Regions from separate parts of the Homo sapiens genome. Here all the other regions are linked to region 1. Evidence: chromatin contacts called from ENCODE Hi-C or POLR2A ChIA-PET data. All regions are on one chromosome and are shown on one strand. The core of a region is the stretch at or near the end of the contact, and the rest is flanking DNA. Distances in the headings are between cores, read along the strand shown. Region 1 holds the start of GEMIN8 (gem nuclear organelle associated protein 8). Region 2 holds the start of ZRSR2 (zinc finger CCCH-type, RNA binding motif and serine/arginine rich 2). Region 3 holds the start of CA5B (carbonic anhydrase 5B). Region 4 has its middle 31 kb from the start of TMSB4X. Region 5 holds the start of CA5BP1-CA5B (CA5BP1-CA5B readthrough).

What was found. A loop is a pair of places that touch in the nucleus more often than their neighbours do. ChIA-PET counts read pairs that join two places held with the same protein, here RNA polymerase II (POLR2A). Pooled maps may share reads with other maps.
Region 2: a pooled map shows a loop between it and region 1 (13-fold over the local background). The contact joins the promoter of ZRSR2 here to the promoter of GEMIN8 in region 1. A Hi-C loop is called at or near these places in 7 of 50 pooled maps. POLR2A ChIA-PET finds 5 or more read pairs at or near these places in 2 of 52 experiments (OCI-LY7 and activated CD4-positive, alpha-beta T cell).
Region 3: a loop to region 1 is called in a pooled map, with 12 times the contacts of the local background. The contact joins the promoter of CA5B here to the promoter of GEMIN8 in region 1. A Hi-C loop is called at or near these places in 6 of 50 pooled maps. POLR2A ChIA-PET finds 5 or more read pairs at or near these places in 2 of 52 experiments (HEK293 and WTC11).
Region 4: a pooled map shows a loop between it and region 1 (10-fold over the local background). The contact joins the enhancer-like site here to the promoter of GEMIN8 in region 1. A Hi-C loop is called at or near these places in 5 of 37 single-sample maps with no recorded cell type and 6 of 50 pooled maps. POLR2A ChIA-PET finds 5 or more read pairs at or near these places in 1 of 52 experiments (activated CD4-positive, alpha-beta T cell).
Region 5: a map of B cell shows a loop between it and region 1 (18-fold over the local background). The contact joins the promoter of CA5BP1-CA5B here to the promoter of GEMIN8 in region 1. A Hi-C loop is called at or near these places in 6 of 168 maps with a recorded cell type or tissue (B cell, CD4-positive, alpha-beta T cell, ascending aorta and 2 more) and 15 of 50 pooled maps. POLR2A ChIA-PET finds 5 or more read pairs at or near these places in 1 of 52 experiments (activated CD4-positive, alpha-beta T cell).

Annotation. Positions count from the first base shown.
Region 1 is chrX:14,028,584-14,031,283 of GRCh38, reverse strand. GEMIN8 (gem nuclear organelle associated protein 8) reads left to right here and starts at 1,392. Exons shown (of 5, transcript NM_001042479.2): 1 at 1,392-1,507. RefSeq lists silencers at 1,052-1,191, 1,226-1,425 and enhancers at 802-1,302, 1,303-1,803.
Region 2 is chrX:15,789,073-15,791,772 of GRCh38, reverse strand. ZRSR2 (zinc finger CCCH-type, RNA binding motif and serine/arginine rich 2) reads right to left here and starts at 1,289. Exons shown (of 11, transcript NM_005089.4): 1 at 1,237-1,289; 2 at 760-839. The coding sequence starts at 1,277. RefSeq lists enhancers at 1-303, 962-1,411.
Region 3 is chrX:15,736,852-15,739,551 of GRCh38, reverse strand. CA5B (carbonic anhydrase 5B) reads right to left here and starts at 1,282. Exons shown (of 8, transcript NM_007220.4): 1 at 1,200-1,282. All of the region lies in intron 4 of CA5BP1-CA5B (CA5BP1-CA5B readthrough), which reads right to left. RefSeq lists a silencer at 1,318-1,617.
Region 4 is chrX:13,004,889-13,007,588 of GRCh38, reverse strand. No RefSeq gene overlaps it. Among named protein-coding and RNA genes, the nearest start is that of TMSB4X, 31 kb to the right of the region's middle. RefSeq lists an enhancer at 1,438-1,487. Within about 2 kb of position 1,413, at least 11 of the 41 ENCODE cell types and tissues checked have a DNase peak (open chromatin) inside an H3K27ac peak, as active enhancers do.
Region 5 is chrX:15,674,017-15,676,716 of GRCh38, reverse strand. CA5BP1-CA5B (CA5BP1-CA5B readthrough) reads right to left here and starts at 1,259. Exons shown (of 12, transcript NR_160544.1): 1 at 939-1,259. It also overlaps a transcript of CLTRN not described here and the pseudogene CA5BP1. RefSeq lists enhancers at 1,184-1,303, 976-1,594, 1,827-2,330.

The DNA.
Region 1 (2,700 bases), core at 143-2,642:
TCATATAACTCACCACAACATACAATTCTATTTATCTGCTTATTGTCTATGTTCTACACAAAAGATTTAATTTTATGAGCCCCAAAACTGTATTGTTTACTACTGTGTATCCGGTAAATAGAATACCACGGTACAATAGAAATGCAATGCATGCCACATATATAATTTTAAATGTTCTAGTAGCCACACTAATAAAGTAAAAAGATAAAGATCAAATTTTAGTCTTTAACCTCAATAGTCCTTCTCTAAGATGTTATCACTATAAAGAAATTGAGGTATTTTACATTCTTTTTCTCATTCTTCTTCAAAATCTAGAGTGTAATTTACCCTTACAGTGTATCTCAGTTCAGACTACTACAATTCAGGTTCTCAGGGCCACATGTAGTGGTTACAATGGACAGCGCTAACATAGAATACTTGGCACATAGCCGGCATCCAGTAAATATTTGTTAAAGTTAATATTCTTCTATACCATTTTAATTCTTCTGTAGTCCAGGAATAATACAGTAATGTCACGTCATTAATACCACCCAATTGACTTAGCCATTTCCTTGTTGGGCATTTAGGTCTTTTCCAATTTTCACTTTTTAAAATAATTCTGTAATAAACATCTATCTGGTTCGTACCTGTTTTTCCTTGGAATAAATTCCCAGAAAGTATTAAATATGGTAATTGCCCCAGAAATGATATGTCACGTAAGACTTCTAATTGTTTATGCTTGGTTCTTGTTAATGACTCTTGTAATGTTAACAGGGCAGGTATTGCTGTGATGGTTATAATTACAAACATATTAGTACTAATGTTTTGTCTGCTGCAATGCATCAGGCACTCTGCATTAGGTTATGCATATCTTATAGATGAGACACACGAGGCTTGGGGAAGTTACAAACTTAGCACTGGACTCGCACTCAAACTGAGATCTGGGTTAATCTATTTTCAAAGACTGGGTGTTTTACGCTGGGACAAATTAAGAAACTAAAACTGTTTTAGTTAAGAAAGAAAACAGAAAGGAAGAAAGAAAAGGCTAAGTAAAGACAAGGGAAGGAAAACGAAGAAAGCTGAGGAAAGGACAAAAAGTTAAAGGCTGGAAACCCGGGCGGTGCAGAAGCGACCCTTATCTCGCCGGTGCAGAAGCACCGTCCGACCCCCGGCGCGGGTGCCCGCCACAGTCCCAGTGCCCCGCCCGGTGCAGCTCCCTCTCCGCCGGCCCCGCCACCCGCAGCCATCCCACGCCTGCCGCCCCGGCGCTCCACTCGGGGTAGCCGATTAGCAGGCAGCTTCCGGCCTCCAGCACTGCACCGCCTGCGGTGCGAACGTGACGTCCGCGACACAGGGGGGGACTTCCGGCGCGCCGCGCCACGCCACGTGTTCCGCACCGGAAGCGCGCTTCCAGTCGCCCCGGCAACAGCCGCCTCCCTCGCGTCCCCCACTCCCCCTCTGTCTCTCCAAGGAAAACTAGGCCCCTGCGCGGCCAACGCCCAGGATCCGCAAGCTGCGCGCCCACGAGGTGACTTCGGGGACGGCTGGGTTTCCTTTGGGGAGTGAGGGAGGAGCTTAGACGCCCCGGGCCCTGGCTTCTTCTGATGCGCAGAGAGCCGAGGTCTTGGACGTCACGTTGCTCTCATAATTATCTTAATCCCGCGACAAAAGGTGGGGCCGGAGGCCCATGAGATTCCTAAATCATTGCAGGTTAATTGTGAGAGGGGACCAGTCCCAGAGGCTCTCAGCTCTGCAGTGCTTCCGAATCACTGGACGACTCTTTAAGAATTCTGATCCCCGGGCCCCCATCCCGGACCAATGAAATCAGAATCTCTAATAGTGGGGCCCTGGCATCGGTAGTTTTTAAAGCTGCCCAGGTGATTCTGGGGTGCCGAGAACCACCGTGTTAAGGTCTGTAGGTGAATTCGGATTTTGCCCATCCAGTCCAGTATCTGAATAGAAGATCGCCCAGGACAGCCACATACTTGAAGGATGTCTAGGATATTGCCCTCTCTGCTCAAAAATTCGGGTTTCTTTCTTTTCTCTTGCACTTTAACCTCTGCAGGAGGTCAGCTTTTGGTGGGAGTTATCTTGAGACATCTGGCGCCTACAGTTTATGGGCCTTGTGTCTCTGCCCACTTATCAGTAATGAGCTGTAATTGAACCAGTGGCCAACGAAGTGCATTTTAGCTCTGAAATCTTGATGTTCCCTTAGTACAGATCAGATGGTTCTGAACAATTTTATTTTTTTCAGGAATGATGTTTTTAAACTCGTTTGACAGGCTAGGCTGTGTATTCAGCTGTTCTTCATCTCAAATCAGAACAATATTACTTAAAAAATCTAGACTAAAGATTAGTAACGCAACACTTCTAGGATTATTTATGCTCACAGCCCCCATGAATTGTAGGATGAGAGCTACCCTTTAAAAATACTATTTTTGCTAGCATAATTTATCGGAATAACAGTCTCTTTGTAATTTCAATGTGAACAGAAACCATATATTTTTAAAGACTGCTGGTTAGTAACTTGGAATAAGCATAACTGAAAGCAAGTTCACAGGTGTATAAATCCCCTCTGTGTGTTCATTGCTGTGCTGGGGAAGTATACAAACTAAAGTTCCAGAGAGAAATGTTCATTCTGAAACTGTTCTATAGATGGTGATTAATCATTTTGGGTTTTTTTTTAAAGGATAGGGTGAGATGAGAATGACGGGGGAAAGT
Region 2 (2,700 bases), core at 40-2,539, 1.8 Mb before region 1:
CAGCAGGAGAACTGCTTGAACCCAGGGGGCGGAGGCTGCAGTGAGCCAAGATCGTGCCACTGCACTCCAGCCTGGGCAACAGAGCGAGACTCCGTCTCAAAAAAAAAAAAAAAAAAAAAGAAAAGAAAAGAAAAAATTAGCCAGGTGTGGTGGTGAATGCCTGTAGTCCCAGCTACTAGGGAGGCTGAGGTGGGAGGACTGCTTGAGCCTGGGAGGTGGAGGCTGCTGTGAGCCGTGGTTGTGCACATCCCTCCTGGGCAACAGAACAAGACCCTGTCTCAAAAATAAATAAATGAGCTTCATAACTAGTATTATGTTGATATATATTTGAATAACATAATAATTTGGGTAAACCAAGGGTCTCATATTAGTCAAGTTTGAGAAAAACTTGCAAAACGTCTAATTAATACCTTCAACTCCTGCTGGTTTTACGAAGAAAAACATTCACCGAATACTTACTACGTGTGCAAGGACTGTGCTAGCTGCTGTAATTCATGAAGCTTGCAACTGTAATATTAGATACTTTATAAGTTACACAGAATCAGTGGGCGATCATTCACCAAGACTTCCTCTTCCTGCCTTTAGTATGTTAACATTGTTTCTGACATGTGTTTCTAAATAACTACTTGGGGGCAGAAGTCACAGCTATTTTTCCTCCGACACAATATTTGACTTCCTTCTGACACTGGGGCTTCAAGTTAGGGCTGGAGTGGACAGAGCAATTTCACAACACAGAAAACAGAATAAAGAGTCCATCACCTGAGTCTCTCAGTCGAGCAAGTTCCTGCCGACGTTTCTTTCGTTTCTCCTTCTTCAGGGCGGCCCTGTACTTTTTGTGGCTGGAAGATTAAGACATATACACGACGATCAGCGGCTACAATGCAGCGCTGCCCGAGCTCCCCGCTCCTCTGTGCCCAATGAAAGGAAATAGTTCGGGTGCTGAGGAGAGAAACCTTGCTTCCTGTATTTTAATTACAGAACAGCCATCTATCATCGCCTCATCCTCCCACTCCCAGACAGTTCTTCTCCATCCGCCAACCTGATCCTCTCCTCGCTTGCCTGAGCCACAGCCGCCCGTGCAAGTCCGGGGAGGGCACCAGAGCGCGCACCAGGAAGGAATGGAGCTGCCGCGGTGGCTCACTTAGCTTGGCCCAGCTTCTCTTTTCTTCCTGCCACCACATCCTCCATGCCCACGATCGGCCCGCTCGCCTGCTCATCTCCCCGTACGGCGCTTACCTTGGTTTCTCGGGAAACGTCATCTTCTCGGGCGCAGCCATCTTGCCGGCACCGCCCCGCCCCTCCAGGTCTGGCAGGAAAGGGCGGGCCTAAGAGTCGAGACGGGCACGCGCAGGCGCGGGTACCGAGCAACCTCCACCAGCGTGGGACTTGAAACGGAAAGCCGGAGGTACCCTTCGGCGGCTCGTCTTCCAGAACCCTGCTCAAATAAATACCTCCTTCCAGCAAAAATACTCTGGGGCTTTTACCCCGCCCTAGAAGTAATTGTCGCTTCAGCACTTGCCCAGTGCTGTATCACTGTCTCCCTCCTCGCCCTAGCAGGACGTGTTGTGGCTAGGCGGTTAAAGTCGTACTCTGCCGCTTTTCTCAGCATCCACTCATGAAGTCACATCGCGCACAGAGCTGCTCGCCCGGCTTTATTTCCGACCTGTCCAGGTTCCGCGTCCTTCCGCCGATCCACCTATCAGCGCCTCAGACAAAGCTCCAGACTTCGCTCCCTGCCAGTCACACCTGTTCTGGTCCCTTAAGCAAACCTAACTCCCAGGGCTGCAAAGCTGTTACCTCTGCCCCTGAGGAGTTTACAATCGAGGGGGCAGAGAAGAACCAATACATAATATGATGCAGGCAAAGATGAAGTTTACCTAACATAGTCCACCAAGGGATTCAGGGAGAGCTCTCTTTTTTTTCCTTTTTTCTTTTTTTTTCAGTATCACATGCGACTCAACTGCAGTATCAGGGACAGCTTTCTGATGCTAAGAGTTGAGTTTGGAAAGAAGATGCCCTTTACCCAGAAGGAGAAGGGTGGGAATGCAGTTACAGTCAGATCAGCATAAGCAAAGGCGCTGAAAGGTGAAAGTGGAATATGCTGGGAACAGCAAGAATTTTGGCAATCGAATTTATTTATTTATTCATTTCTTATATATTAGAGACAGGGTCTTGTCTTTCACCCAGGTTGGAGTGCAGTGGCGCAATCACGACTCGCTGCAGCTTCGACCTCCTGGGGTCAAGCAATCCTTCCACCTCAGCCTCCCGAGTAGCTGGGAATACAGGCGCGAGCCACCACGCCCGCCCAGCTATCCAATTTAAAGTGCAGTTCGAGGCTGGGTGCAGCGGCTCACGCCTGTAATCCCAGCACTTTGGGAGGCCTAGGCGGGTGGATCACCTGAGGTCAGGAGTTCGTCAGCCTGGCCAACATGGTGAAACCCCGTCTCTACTAAAAATACAAAATTAGCCGGGTGTGGTGGCACATGCCTGTAGTCCCAGCTACTCTGGAGGCTGAAACAGGAGAACTGCTTGAACCCAGGAGGTGGCGGCCGCAGTGAGCCGAGATGGCACCACTGCCCTCCAGCCTGGGCAACAGAGCAAGGCTCCGTCTCAAAAAAACAAAACAAAATAAAGTGCAATTCGAGAATATCAAGGAATATAGTTGTTGTGATGGGCTGGGAGGGCTAGGTTAAGGAGGGC
Region 3 (2,700 bases), core at 33-2,532, 1.7 Mb before region 1:
GAAGAGGGCAGGTGTGTACAGGCACAGAGAACGGTGCCCTTGCTGCTTTTGGCATTTCAGTGAATTCCAACCCTGATGCTGAGGTTAAAAAAAAAAAAAAACCTCAGTAAAAAATATTCCTAGAAAGCTTTACGGTTTTCCACTTCCAACATACCCAAGAAGAGTGGCCACTCCTGAGAGATGTGCAGGGACAATTCAAGGGTATGCTCTGGGGCAGCTTCTCTCACCACAGAAATAGCACTACTTGTCTCCATACTCTAGCAAGACTTTTAAACAGCAGAGTGATGGCCAGATTATCAGTAAAGGAAGAATGGGAAGCAGAAAGCAACGCGGTTTTCAGTGGCTAGGAGAGAACAAGTTCTTTTCAAACTAAGTTGTACACATCAACTCCCCTTATCTCTCAAACTTTCCCAGCGAAAATACACAGGAGGGAAGGGCACTGACATCAATATTAACCAATTGCCACAAGCCTCGGGGCAGAAGCATTTAACATTGAATGCCACAAGAATCACGAAAACCAACAAGGTTTGTATTTGGAGGTTCCTCTCCTTCAGCTTTAGGGCTGAGCACAAAACAAAAAGGCCAGAAGAAAGAACTGCAGGGTGAAGAAAGCTCAGATTTGCCCGCATGGCACAGTTGTGATGCTGATACCCTGTCTTGGGGGTGAGTGGCTGTGAGTCTCTCCACAGCCCCTAGCATAGTGGGTGGTGCGGATACAATGCAGATCTGAGGGAGTTCCAGTTTACTGAGCCTCGGTTTCTGGAACCGCAACCTCAGATTTGTCGCCCTTACCCCCGTCTCTAGCTATTTCACAGAAGGCTGGACTTTCTGGAGTTATTTGGATTCAACCAACCTTGGCAACCCTACCTACCAAGGAACTGCTCTCCCGCGCCCCCACCCCCTTTTCTCTGGAACAGCTGTTATCGCGTCCTGTGCAAAGAACCTTAAAGGATGACAGCCGTTTGGTAACTCCCATAGTGGAGGAAGAGGGCTGGGGTGGGGGAGTTCGACACCCCATTAGGCCCCACTCAGTACTCCCGGGCGCCCTGCCGGGACCCAGACAATACTCGCAGGATCAACAGCTCTCCTAGCTCCGGAACCCGGTGCGCCAGAGCGGAGAGTCGTGGGAAGAATCACGGCCCTGTCTGGATCGGCCTGTCCCTGGTCGCCCCCCACTCCTCTCGGCCACCCGTCCTTACCTGAGCGTCTCTCCAGATCACGAACCTAGCCGCTCGCTCGCCTACGGGGATCCGCAGCCTGCACGTCCGGCCATCGAAGCTACGCCCCCTCGTGCCCTGTTACGCCCCACATACCAGGGCCACGCCCCTCAATGGAGGCCACGCCCCCACCTGGCAGATCCACGCCCCACTACGTCCGTACTTATTGCCCCGGTCACGCCCAACCAAACTGTGCCAGTCTCTGCCCTCCACCCTGGCCACACCCCTTTAGCTACAGCCACGCCCCTCTCGCCCGGGCCACGCCCCCATTCACCCCTGCTCCCTCCTAGCCCCGCCTCTGCGCTCCCCCTGGGCTCTTCCCTCTAGCCTGGGCCACGCCTCTGAGCCCTGCTCTGGCCCCGCCCCCGCCGGACCAATCCTCCCTCCTCCTGCTCGCCGCTGGCCGCATTAGTGGATTGAAACTAGACCTGGGGCTTCAGAGCCTTATCTAAAAAGTGACTTTCCCTCGGTTCCTCCCATCTCCAAACACCACGACTTTATGTGCTGGGAACAGGTGACTCAGTAGGGAAACAAACACTGAACGTGTCCTTTCCCGCTAGTTTTCATGTCCAATTTACCCGAGTTTCTTTGAGCCAGTTTTTATGTCCTCTGAACTCGAACTGTGGACCCGTGTTCCTTCCAGCCCAATTTTCATATCCTCTAAAGCAGAACTGTGGATGTGTTCCTTCTAGCCTCTTAGCCGACCTTAAATACTAGGCAGATGAGTGGAAAAAACAGAATTCCTCTACTTCCTGATGTCTCCTTCAGATGGGCTTTCCTAAGCACCCAGTGCCCCGTTGCTGCTGAGGGCGTGTGAAGACATCACCCCCACTTTGTGCTTTGAGATTACTCTGCTATCCTTCTTCCCTCAATTTACAACTCTGGGTCCACGTGAAAAATATGAAGAAGCTATAACCAGCTTTCTTCCCCTGTGTACATAAATCTCTGACTCATTCATGCAAATTTCATTTATTGAGTACATGCTCCCCTGACAAACAAGACAAGCCTCAAGAAGCTTACAGTCTGAAGTTGCCCCAACTTGGGTTTGGATGAGAAAATTGGGGAAGATGTGGCAAAAGGTTAATAGGTGGAAAAGGAGTTGGTAATCTCAGGTCATTAGTAGGAATATTTGGGGGTAGTAAACATAGGAAGCCACTTTTATAGTATTTAGTACATTTCTTTACACAATAAATTATCAAAAAATCTTCACTGAATATCTACTCTTCCACATGTATAGAAATATATAATTTCCCCCCTTTGTAGAAGTAAAATTTGCTACTTATATTGCTTCATATGCCAACAATAAAGATTTTACTATCACACAGTTCTTTTTTCTTCTCCTCCCTTGCATTTCTGGCTTGAAGACAGTGAGAATATTCAAAATGTTGGGCTAGAAGGAACACAGAGAAAAGAACAACTTTCAACAGAACACTTTCATTATGCTCGCCCTGACCCTGAGAACTCTGCCTCATTTATAAAATGT
Region 4 (2,700 bases), core at 164-2,663, 1.0 Mb after region 1:
ATGTTAGTGACTATTACTGCTGCCACAAGCTGATATGCGAATGGTGTTGGACAATTCATTTTGTACTCATAAGAAAATCAGTATCAATTGATTGCAAGGGGAAAAAATGCTAGACTTCAAATTCCTACTGCAGCAACCCATTTCCAAGTGCGGGTGTCGAGATGGGAGAAAAGAGGGCTTGTCTTGGGTCAGGAGAGCTGGGTTTCATTCCCAGTGGGTGCCTAGCCAGCTGGGAGACCCTGGGCAGTCATGTCTTCCTTTAGTGCCTCAGTTTCTTCATCTGCACAGAGGGAGAATGGAAACTAGACTTAATGGTATTTACAATCATGACCTACAACATAGCATGGACCCTCCACCCTCCCATTTCTTCTCTAATCCTTTTATCCTATTTCACTTTTCTCTAAAATGCTTAGCAATACACTTGCCACATTATATATTTATTTGTTTTTTTGCACTAAAATGCAAGCTTCATGAGCCACTGCATCCAGCCTGATAATGTTTTTAAATTTGCTGTATGCATCACATCCCCTTTCCTTGTTTATCATTCTCTGAGAAACAAATGTTCTCCAGGGGTTCCGTATTTTAAAAGGAAACTAATTTTTCCTCATCCCTCAAAAAATTCGAGGAAAGCTGGGAGAAGGCATTCATAGGCAGATAAGTAACAACTTATTTCCAAAAACTAGATGCAAAGGCTGCAGGCCTACAAAATGTTGTCTTTTATAGACTCCTCACTTTTATAAGATGCAAAAAAAAAAAAAATCAGAGGAATAGCTTGTAACAAATGGTTACAACTATGGAAATACAGGAATGGCCAAAAAAAGGCAAAATTCCACTATAATAGTGTCATGTGCTTTTCCTCATTGGTTCCTCCTATTTAAACCCTTAGCATGTCTCTCCATCTTCTCTTACCCTCTCAAGCTACATTTCAGATGGCCCCAACTCCCTGATTTGTTTTCACATATCATTTAAGGGCTAGCAGGGCAAAACCTTCTGAAAAGTCATGCAGATGATCATTTGCCTGGCACGCTTTTTTTTAAGTCAGGACTCAAATGAATTGAAAAGTTGCAAACATATTATTTGCAGGCAATGTGCTCAGACCCCCTTGCCTCGATAGTGGGCTGCATGAAGCAGTGGTGGTGCACCATCATCCACCATTTCTGGTGCCAAGTTTTGTCTCGTGTCCAGCTGAAATGTTAGTCATCTTATAGAGCTGCTTGGAAGATGCTATTACATGTAAGTCCCAGCAGTTTTTTCCTCTCAGTACTAGCTTTTTGTGAACGTCATGAGACTGGGAGAAAATCTCTCTGCCAACAAGTGCTCAGTAAAAACCTCCATCCCAGAAATTACCCTGATATATGCAAGTGTGGCAGCGTGAGAGGCAAGTGGGTTGGCAAAGGGCCACGTGGATTCACATGCCACTACCTTCTATTTCCCTTTGTTCAGCTGTGCTGTTCGCACAGGGTGGTGGGTTCTCTCTCTCTTTTTCTTTTTTCTCCTTACTCTTAGCTTTTCTTTCTCTCTCTTTCTTTCTTTTCTTTCTTTCTTTCTTTCTTTCTCTCTCTCTCTCTCTCTCCCTCTTTCTTTCTTTCTTTTTTTTGGCAGTTGAGCTTTGAGCAGTGATGCGTTTTGTTTCAAAAGAGAATCACCAACAGAAAGGGATTGCTCATTGCTCATCTAACTTCAGGGCTCTCTTCTTGTAGAATGCTTCTGCCCACTCACTGTTTCATATGAGAAAGCATTTAAATTCAAAACTCACAAAGTCAGAACTGAAAGTATGTGGGTTTCAGTTCTCCTTATCCGTTTTCCCTTCTTTAAAAACTAAGGAGCCCTATTTGGAGATGTGCGTGCCTGCCAGGAATGAGGTGTGGGGCTCTAGGGTGCTGCGCTGGAACCCATGATGACATGGTTGGCCTATTCATCATAGACCTTTAGAAATGGAAAGAACCAGAAAAGGGCCTGGAAAGAACCTAATTCAATTATTAGGAAGAACCGAATTCATTACTTTTAATGGCAAAAACTGCAATTACTTTTGCCCCAATTTAATACATCATTTTACAAATGAGAAAATCAAAGCCAGAGAGAATGACCTGTCCAAAGTCACATGGCTAATTAGACCCTGTATCACATGTAGACCCTTGTATCTTGGCTGCATTTGGGTGTAGTTGCCAATGTATGTTTGAACTTGGATCTACAACTCCTCAGCAAAGTCAGAGAATCATGCAATTAAAAAAAAAAATGGAGCTAACAGCAAGTCCCAGCATCTCCCCTTAGTTTTGAAGAAGGCAGCATAAACCAGGATCTAGACCCAAAGCAGAGGTCTTGGTAGTTTTTACATGAAGAAACTCATGTGATTCCCAACCAATTCTATGCAACCACAGTTAAAGTGATTTATCTTCAACATCTGGCAACCTAAAGAACTGAAGTAGAGATGACGTTGGGAAGCTGAGTTCCAGGAACATTTTTGTCATGGAGGTAAGGTTCCTGGGTCATCATGAATTAGATGAAAAAGCTCCTTATAACTGGCCACAAAGAAGGCATCAATGACTTTACTAGGTGAAAATGTGGACTAGTGTTTGGATTTTCAAAACAAGCTGATATCAGCCACATGTAAGACCAAAGCAATAGTCACAAAGAAATCCAAAGGACAGCCTCTGGGCTGAGAATTAATAGATCCTTTTCAACAATTTTTACGATAACTTG
Region 5 (2,700 bases), core at 10-2,509, 1.6 Mb before region 1:
AGTCCCTGAAGACAGGGGAGGTGGGGTGAACTTTGGTTCATTGTGAACTCTGATGCAGGCTATGAATAGTGACTCCTCTGAGAGATGCGCGGGGCAGCATCTTACCAGAGATTTCTGACTATTCTCCATACTCCAGCAAGACTTTCAAAGTGCATAGTGGAAATGGTCAGATTATCAGTAAAGAAGAAGGGGAAGCAGAAAGCAATGTGGTATTCAGTGGCTAATAAGGAGCATATAAACAAATTAAGGTTTACGCATCTTCGTTAAGTCATTTCCCAAGCTTTTCCAGCAAAAGTAAATGTGAGAGAAGTACACAGATATTAATACTAACGCGTTTCCAGCAGCCTCAGAGCAGCAGCATTTAACGCTGAATATCACACAGAATCCCAGCCACCAAGAATGTCTGCATTTTGGAGGTTCCTCTCCTCCGGCTCTGGGGCAAGGCACAACAGAAAAACTCAGATTTGTCCAAGGGACACAACTGTGCTTTTGATCTACTCTGGGGTGGCTGTGTCTGTCCATAGCCCCTAGCATAGTCAGGTGGGAATATCAACAATGCAGACCCGAGGGAGTCCCAGCTTGCTGCTCCTTGGTTTCTGGACACTCCTCTCATCCCGCAATGTCTCTGGGAAAGCTGTTCTACTTTTTAATAGACAGAATCCTAAAAGGATGTCTGGTGATCCCCATAGCGGAGAAAGAGGGCTAGAGTGGGGAAGTGGCTATTTCCCCGCCGCCAGCCTCCCACTCCCATTCCTCAGAGAAGCCCCGCCAGGGCCCCGGCCAACCTCGCCGCACCAAAAGCTTCTCTGGCTCCAGGGCCGATAGCGGCACGCGGTCATGTTTGCGGCAAGTGGCACAGTTCCTGCCCTCTCAAGCAGACCACGCCCTGCTGCTGCCCACGCTCCTTACTGCCGCCCGCCCTTACCCGAACGACTTACCTGAGCCAGAACCTCCTCGTTCGCTCCCGGTACCCGAGGATCCCGCACGCGGCCATCTTGGCCACGCCCCCTCACGTTTAGCCACGTCCCTACGCAGCAAACGTCATTTCGTCATTCCAGGTTACGCCCCTATCAGTCCCCATTCTGTCCCCGACCCAGGCTGAAATCTCGCCCTGGCCACGCTTCCCCAGCGCCGGAGTCCACACCTGCTCTGCGCTCTGGCTACACATCTCCTGTCGCTGCCACGCGCCTGCACGCTAACTTGCCGACGCCTCTGCCCTCCGCCTGCTCCACCATCTTTGTTACGCCCCTCAGAGCAACAAGGCACGCCCACACGTAAGGACCGCGCCCCCCACGTTCGAGGCACGTCTCTGCGTTCCAACTACGTCATGTCCCTACTTCCCTTTTCGCGCCACCTCCCTTGCCGGTCACTACTCCGCAGCCCGCCTTTCCATCTGTGGCCACTTTTCCACCCTTCGCCCAGTGATCATCCAGTCACAACTAGTCTGCCTACCCCACCTCCCTCCCTTGGGCTCACGTCCCTACTCCGCCTGAGGCCGACCGTCCCGCGAATTCGAATTTCTTTTTTACACCCTTGCGACTACGCCACGCCTTTCACGTAAGGGCTAAAGTCAGCTCGTTCGGGCCACGCCCCTGCGGTACGCCTGGGTCACGCCTCTTCCGCTAAGCCTTGCTGCCTGCGCTCCTCACTGGCGGGGCCGTTCCCGCCGTGGCCGTTCCCACCGTGGCTAACCCCTTCCATTCTCTCGGAACAGGCAAGACCCCTCTGGTCCGCGTCACTTTTCTTACTGCATTCCACACCTCTCTTTTCTGGCCAGTCCTGGCCGTCCTCTCAGGCCACACGCTACAACCTTGTGGTCCTCATTGGCCACTCGCATCCTGCGCATGCGCACTTACCTACCTTCACTTCTGGTCACGCGTTAGGTTCCCAGGCCACCCACTTTTGGTTCCACTCTGGTCACGCCTCTCCCGCCAGTTGCACGCTCTCTGCGCTCCTTTTAGGTGCGATACTTGATCCCGGGAAGCCACGGAGGTGTTGGAGGGGCCCACCAGTCTCCAGAGAGGACTGTCCAGGTCCTGGAACCAGATGTCCGCGGCATTTATAGAGTGAAATGAGCCTGCGGATCTCTGATCCTCTCCTAAAAAGTGACTTTCTCCATGTATCTCCCAACTCTAAACACCACAACTCGTTAAGCAAAAACCGAGTAGGAAACAGAACTGATGGGCCAGTGGTGGAGCAATGTTCCTTCTAGCTAGGTTTCATGTCCTTTAACCCGATATGGAGATAAACTGGAACCGTGTTCCTTCCAGCCCATTTAAAGTCAGCGGACTTTAAATGCTAGGGAGATACATGGAGTAAGCACACTCCTCTACTTCCTGATGTGTCCTCCTGATGACTTTTCCTAGGCACTTGGTGCCCTAATGCTCTCTAGGTCCTGTCTAGACACCACCACATTCAGACCTCTGTTTGCAGCCCCCTGCTCCAAGATTACGCTTTTTTACTCCCTCCATTCGCAATTCTGGGTTCACAGGAAAAAAGTGAGGAGGTTATTACCAGCTTTTCTGTCCAGAAATTTCTGAACGGACATTCTTAGAGGATGGACACTTTCCATTAGCCATTCATTCATTCATTCATTCAAGACAGATTTATCAAGTACTATGTTCCAGTAAGAAATAAGACAAGAGTCAAAGAGATCACAGACTGAGCTTCCCCAACTCAAGTTTAGATGGCACAAGAATT